Regions from separate parts of the Homo sapiens genome. Here regions 1 and 2 are each linked to region 3. A link is a loop called in an ENCODE intact Hi-C map of the cell type or tissue named here. Cell type or tissue: GM12878. All regions are shown on one strand.

Evidence for each region. Peaks named below come from ENCODE experiments on the same cell type or tissue, not always from the same donor. Only the 100,000 strongest peaks of a DNase experiment are listed, where the experiment ranks them.
Region 1: it touches region 3 in a loop (11-fold over the local background); 15 of 110 quality-filtered maps call a loop at or near these places.
Region 2: it touches region 3 in a loop (4-fold over the local background); 30 of 110 quality-filtered maps call a loop at or near these places.

The regions. Positions count from the first base shown.
Region 1 is chr17:68,056,375-68,058,874 of GRCh38, reverse strand. No RefSeq gene overlaps it. Among named protein-coding and RNA genes, the nearest start is that of KPNA2, 22 kb to the right of the region's middle. In GM12878, a CTCF peak has its summit at 1,227 (motif pointing left); no DNase peak of the experiment used is centred here.
Region 2 is chr17:67,962,319-67,964,818 of GRCh38, reverse strand. BPTF (bromodomain PHD finger transcription factor) reads right to left here. Exons shown (of 28, transcript NM_182641.4): 25 at 415-607. Among named protein-coding and RNA genes, the nearest start is that of C17orf58, 33 kb to the left of the region's middle. In GM12878, a CTCF peak has its summit at 1,402 (motif pointing left); a DNase peak (open chromatin) is centred at 1,378.
Region 3 is chr17:68,462,006-68,464,505 of GRCh38, reverse strand. It overlaps a transcript of PRKAR1A not described here. Among named protein-coding and RNA genes, the nearest start is that of WIPI1, 5.8 kb to the right of the region's middle. In GM12878, a CTCF peak has its summit at 1,342 (motif pointing right); a DNase peak (open chromatin) is centred at 1,395; H3K27ac peaks cover 1,114 bases.

The DNA.
Region 1 (2,500 bases), 410 kb after region 3:
ATTGGGAGCTTTCACATTAAGCTCTTACTTTGAAACTTTGAACATGAAAAAGAGCAGAAAAAAGCAGATCTCCTAATCTCGGTGAAATTGTAGGTAAAACTCCAAGTAGAATACCCAAAATAAATTGTATAAGTAATGATAATATATCATAATGTATTTATCATATGCATATATATTAGATATATTTGGAATATATAGGTATTATGTATTCTAAATTTCCATCATCTATCTATCTATCTCCATCTGTCTATCTATAGTCACCCCAAAGGCTAAAAGAAAGTTTTCCACACTCAAGAGTGAAATGGGGCTGGGCTCAGTGGCTCACGCCTGTAATCCCAACACTTTGGGAGGCTGAGGCAGGAGGATTGCTTGAGGCCAGAAGTTCAAGACCAAGACCAGCCTGGGCAACATAATGAGACCCTGTCTCTACAAAAAAATATAAAAATTAGCCAGCTATGGTGGTGCACACCTGTAGTCCCAGCTACTCGGTAGGCTGAGGTGGGAGGATTGCTAAGGGCAGGAGGTGGAGGCTGTATTAAACCATGATTGCTCCACTGCACTCCAGTCTGGGTAACGAACTGAGACCCTGTCTCAAAAAAAAAAAAAAAAGAAAGAAAAAGAAAGAGAGAGAGAGTGAAATGGAACAAATTATACATCCTTTGCATGACAAGAAAGAGGTAGAAGAATAACATTGTGGAGGGCCTGGTTTCTCTGAAGGAGCTGTTGAAATCTGCTCTATGATCAGAAGGGGACATGATTGTAGGTGGAGGCTGGAAAAAGGCTGTTTGAGCAACTGTTTAGATTTTGGGTTAAACCATTTGGCACAGCTTGAAAAATATTATGCTCTCAAAAAAAATCTATTTATCCAAGATCCATCTATCTATCTATCATCTATCTATCTATCTATCTATCTGAAATGAAATTAGTTGCCCCCTTAAACTCCTGCTTTGTAAACTAACACTGACTGAGAGCTTACTTGTTGAGCTGCGTATTCAAATCACCTTTAAAGCACTGGTAGGAGTTAGATACTAGTTTTATCCTCATTTTGCTGAGTTGAAAAGTGAGGCACAGAGCAGTTAAGCAACTTGCTGGACGTCACACAGCTATTAGGTGTCAGAGCTGGATTGAAATTCAAATCTGATTCCAGAGCCAATGCTATTTGCCACTAAGCTCTACTGCCTCCCTGTGGCGGTTTTCCAGTCAGGAGGGAGTCTTCAGCTTTCACAAATACTATACCTCCCTCGCCCACAACACACAGAACTCAGTCTCCCCCTGTTGCTTTTCATAGCAAACCCTATGCCCTGTGTTCATATTTTTGACATGCATAAAATCTTGGCACACCATGAGAAAACAAATACTTTGTTGATGTGTGTGTGTGTGTGAACCAATAACTTCCACTTTCTGTCTTTCTAAACTATTAGAAGGAAAAACATTTGTTCTCACCCTTCCCATTTTTTGTTCGTTTGTTTGTTTTTTGAGACGGAGTTTCTCTCTTGTTGCCCAGGCTGGAGTGTAATGGCATGGTCTCAGCTCACTGCAACCTCCGCCTCGCAGGTTCAAGTGATTCTCCTGCCTCAGCCTCCCAAGTAGCTGGGATTACAGGCCCCTGCCACCATGTCTGGCTACTTTTTGTATTTTTAGTAGAGATAGGGTTTCGCCATGTTGATCAGGCTGGTCACGAACTCCTGACCTCAGGTGATCTGCCCACCTCAGCCTTCCAAAGTGCTGGGATTACAGGCGTGAGCCACCGCACCCGGTCCTCACCGTTCCTATGTAAAGCCAAAAGCATTCACTCACTGTCCATCCACAGCACAGGTTGGAAGCCACTTAGGAGCCCTGGGGGTTGAATCTAGTGAAGAGAATCTGACGATGCCTGGTGCACTCTGGGGTGAATTCATTTTGACACCTAGCTCTGAATTTTTAGAAATATCGTTGTTCTTAATATTGGTGTTTTAGATAAAGGAGGCACATTAGTTTTCTTTTTCTTTTTTTGAGATAGAGTCTCACTGTATCACCCAGGCTGGAGTCCAGTGGTGCAATCTCAGCTCACTGCAGCCTTGACCTCCCTGGCTCAAGCGATCCTCCCACCTCAGCCTCCCAAGTAGCTGGGACTACAGGTGCACACCACCACGCCTGGCTAATTTTTGTATTTTGTAGAGACGGGGTTTTGTCATGTTGCCCAGGCTGGTCTTGAACTCCTGGACTCAAGCAATCCTCCTGCTTTGGCCTCTCAAAGTGCTGGGATTATAGGAGTGAGCCACCGCACTCAGCTGAAATGTTCCATGTCTTTATCTGGATGGTGGTTACCTGGGTGTCCATGTAGGTAAAAATGCATTGAGTGGCTGGGTACAGTGGCTCACTCCTGTAATCCCAGCACTTTGGGAGACTGAGGCAGGAGGGTCACTTGAGTCCAGGAGTTCAAGACCAGCCTGAGCAATATGGCGAAACCCAATCTCTACTAAAAATACAAAAATTAGCTGGGCATTGTGACTTGGGCCTG
Region 2 (2,500 bases), 500 kb after region 3:
ACCGTGTTAGCCAGGATGGTCTGATCTCCTGACCTTGTGATCCGCCCACCTTGGCCTCCCAAAGTGCTGGGATTACAGGCATGAGCCACCATGCCCGGCCAAGAACAACTATAATCTAATCATACTGCTTCTCAATCCATGGGGGTGAGAGGAAGTCTCCTTAAAAATAAAATGTATAAAGAAGTGAGTCATGTTAACACTCTTGTGAGTGTGAGATAAGCTGACGTGGTGTGGGGATATGGTAAAGCTCATGGCACTGGTACGTGAAGGACTGCAGTTTGTTAGGCACTTCACTAGACTAGCTGGGAGTCAGTAAATAATCATTCTAAGATTGGAAACTTGAAATCCTAGAAATGCTTCCAAAATTATGCTGGCTGATTTCATTTTGAAATGCTGCACACAGAGGGGTCTCACCTGTAAGGAACGGAGCACCCTCTTCAACCCCTCATAATCCTTCTCTGTTAGTGGCGTGAGCACTGTCATGGCATCCTCTGTTGACTGGCACTGTGGACAGACATACTCATCAATGAGCTCTGCCTCACTTTGCAAGATGCCAACGCAGCGCCCATGGTACCAATTCTGACACCGATCACAGCCAATATAAAATCTGCAAGATCCGAAATGGAAATGTGAGTTCAAAACACATGGGATGATGTTACTTATAATAAAGCATGCACCTGAAAATTTGCTAAACCCTGGGATATAAAATAGTTTTAGTATTATGGTTTTAATACTTTCAAGATTGACATTCCAGTTCATTAATTTAGTATTTTTGATGTTAAGAACAAGCAGTAAAAAAATTTATAAGAACACTGTGTAATACTGGAGAACCAATTTAAAGATAAATATGAAACATTCAATTGATTTTAAAGCTGAAAACAAAGCCAAAAATCTTTCAACTAGTACTGTACCATATGGGTGTTCAAAATCCTATAAGCTAATAACAGAGTCTCAGAGCTTGTACCCAAATTAGTGTTTTTCTAACCTACAATAAAGCACCATTTCAAACACTGATAAAGTCCAAACAAGTCAGGCTATTTTAATCTCATTAATTTCTATGTTACATATTGAAGAATCAAATCTACCATTAAACCACATTTTCCCCAATGTGTCTCAAACATTCACTATGAAGCAAGATAAATTTTGAAGGGTAGGTAAAAAGGGAAAAAGAGAAAAATGAAAAGGAATTTGTAATGTAAGTGTATAATAAATGTAGAAAAAAATCTGCTTTTTATTTTAAAATAAATAAGTAACCAGTCAGAGCAATTTGGCTTCCTAAATTATTAAATATGATGCTCTTATCAGAACTCACTGTGACTCATCATAAGGTGTTCTGCAGATACAGTACAATTCCTCACTGCTGCCCTCTTGTGCCCGTTTACAATCATTACAGATGTACACATCCATTTTCTTAGCCTCCTTTTCTGTGATGCCAACACATTCTCCATGATACCAGTTAGTACAAAGATCACAGCCAATATAGAACCTAAAAGTATTCACAATGAAAATGACAATGTAATTGTCATTTTGAGCTGCATGGTACTTAAATCTGTCTTCCCTGCCTTGATTCACTTTTTTACAGTGTAACTTCCTGCAATGAGTCAGCTAAACATTTCTGAATCCAACCATTCTACTCCTGGCAAACTCCAGTATCTGATGCTCTATCACATGTGGAAACATAAAGTCACTCACATCAGTTTCAACAAGTACACTGCTTAGTGAAATATGGGTCTTTAAAAACATACTGGAATTTGAAAAAAGAAACAACACATTGATGGTAATGTCTTCCTCTGAATGAATGTGTGTAAAACTGTAACAGGCACAAAAACCAAAGCCAAAGAATCAAAGACTTACATCTGTCAAACCTATTCCACAGAAGCCATTTCAATATCAGGGCTATTTCTTAGATAGGTTTGAAAATGTATCTCACAATTTAAATTTGAAAACAAAGCAAAGCGCAAACACCAAGTAGAAGTTACACTACAAGGAACATGCAGGTCAGCCAGGTGTAGAAGATAAATGGTCAAAATATGATATGAAGAAGAAAACTAAGAAAGTACATAGAGTAATTCAATCTCTACCAGGTTTTCTGAATAAACATTGGAATTTAATCGAATTAAAAATAACCTCTCATAATGGAATATGGCACGGGCCAGTTTTCCTGTTAATATAATGTTTGTGACAATGTGGGCAGTGGCCTGGCTAACTAACGGGCAGGGAACGTGGAAGGAGATGCTTCAGTTCAACACCGGGGACAAGGTGTGGAGAATGATGCAAGGATAGTTATCCAAAGCCTGTGAGGGTCTACACTGCTTGGCAAGGGGGAGCTGTGTAAATGTGTGATTGTGGAGAGCAGAGTGGCCTCTGTAACAAAAGACCTAATGACAAAAGGAAAAGTAAATGTAACAAACGCTTACACAGTGTGTCTATAAGTGTTGATAGGCACTGTGTAGGAACACCATGTCAAAGTCATAGTGAGAATTACCATGAATCACAGGGA
Region 3 (2,500 bases):
TTTCACCGTGTTGGCCAGGCTGGTCTCGAACTCCTGACCTCACGATCCATCCGCCTCGGCAATGTCAGTTTTATTAACTTCCTGCAGCAAGAGGGTGTGCACATCAAGTGAACCATGAGGCATCTCAGTAAGAGGCTGTGGGAAAGGGCTTTTTGCCAGGTTTGTGTTAAGTTATGCTAGGAAGGGAAAGGTAGAAGAAACAGGAATCAGGTCAGGAATGGATGTGTTGTGAAGCAGGTGGTTTCATCATCGGATATCTCAGAAATTTTTGTTCAGCAAGTGGAGAAATCGAGTGGGTCTGGGAGAGGCTTTGATAAGAAAGGATTAGATATGCCAATGTCAGTAATTTTGCAGCTACAGTGTGGCCTTGGGTTAAACACAGTTTTCACCTGGCCTTGTGCTGGCCTTGTTTATGACTGTTGGGAACATTCCAGTCTGCTCATCTGAGCTGATTTCCATTTTCTCAGGTTCCCACATGAAGTAGTGGGTGTTCCTGGAAGAAAGGGAATCTATCTTTAAATAAGCTTGGAAAGTACTTGGGAAACAATGTTAAATAAACATAATGCTGGGCTTTCTGGAGACTTGAACGTGCTAAAGTGAATTGTGAATCTCCCAAGACACCTTCAATTTCTTTTCAACACAGCTGTCTGTGTCGAATTCCAGTGTAAGTCAGAACTTCCAGTGATTTCTCAGGTCACTCTGACCTCTTTGCCTGTAGTTCTCCCCACTCTTCTCCCCACTCCAGCGGCCCTGCCTCCTCGCTGCTCTTTGAGCTTTTTCCCATATGACTGCATAACCTGCTCCCTTTTCTTCCTGAGGTCTTGTTCAAATGGAAATTTTCAGTGGGGCCTTCCCTGCCCACCCTATGCAAAATTTCTCCTCCCTACACCCCACACTCCCAAACACACTTTCACTGCTATACATTTCTTAGCACTTATCACCATCTAAGATACTATACATCTCATTTTTCTTGTTAATGGTCTCTCTGCCCAGGTGGGCAGGGGTTTTTATTTATTTTGGACAGCGTCATATCCCTAGAACCTGGAGCCATGACCGGCACACAACAGGCACATGATAAAAATTGGTCAAATGAATGAATGGATGAATGAATGAATATACAAACTCCTTCCAAACTTCTCCTCCTTCAGAGGAAGTGGTGAGGGAGGCTTCTGTGTTTTCCATTTATAGACAGTAAAGAGGTTTTGGAAAAATACACAAGGGAGCCTCAGAGACTTTCTTTTGGGGCTTTAGGACTGGCTACCCATATCTTATCACTCAAGCCAGTTTTTCCTGAGGTGTCCCCCCAACCATCCTAGAACTAAATCATACAGACCACTAGATGGCACTGTTCACCAAGAATCTCGGGATTCTTAGCCACGCCCCTCTCACCCTAAGCCCAAAGCCTTTGAATCCACCTTCTTCCCAGGGGTGACTGATTCTAGAGAATGATTACCACTCCCTGCACCACCGCTAGACTAGAAAGAAACCTAAAGTCGTACAGCACGTTCCAACAAGCCATGCCCAGCCAGGAGCACAGGCTAACTCTCTGCTTGGGAGCAAAGGACGTTTTTGAATATTTCTAGATGTACCCTTGGTAAATGTAGGCAAAGTGCTGGTGCCCTTTGAAGAGCTGCAGGACTCCACACTCTCCCCCTTGTACTTGGCCCGTGGCCCTCTTGGCACAATTCTGCCTCTATCTCTTCACCCCTTGCTCCTCTGTCCCTTCATAGGATGAAGCACAGGTTAAGATGCCAATTCTATTTCCAGCCTTGAGCCAAAGCAGTCCAAGAGACAGCGTGACAGGCAACCTGGGCACCCAGTGGAAGGGACAGAATACAAACTACACCTGCATCAAAAACTGTCCTAGGGCCTTTGGCAACTTACTCGACAGTCTCCACTTTGGCATATGCAGCTGCCTGATGGGGATAAACATTCCTAGACCAGATAGATGTGGTTAGCGTCACATGAGAAGATCTATGACGCTCCAAACCAAGCTTTCTATAAAGCTTGGTCTTCTATTTTCAAGTATCGCCTATAATTATATTCTAAAATTTAAGGCAGGGTGATTGGCTGACCTGCTGAACCCGTCTCTGTGTTCTTGACCAGTGCGAAGATGCCTCGGTGAACAAAAACACCTTGATTGAACCTCTCTGCACTGGCATGGGTAACAGACTCTCAGCTCCAAGGACATTAGCAAAAGCACTTGTAGAAAGCAACTGTCTTCGTGATCATCAGCCAATCAGCAAGCATTTATTGAGAACCTGTAATTCACCTTGGTGTTTTAGGAAGGCTATTCTGGAGGCAAAAATAAGACAGGTGAGGGGAGAGAATGAAGATTAAGACATCAATTCACTCTTTCATGAAATAACATTTTTCCTGACTCTTGGGAAGGAATATATAAGTCAAGGAATATTAGAAGTGTTGTTAGTTTTTGCTCCCTGTCTCTCCCCTTTTAATCAATAAATCCAGAAATAATGGTTCCATTTGGGGGACAAGGGCA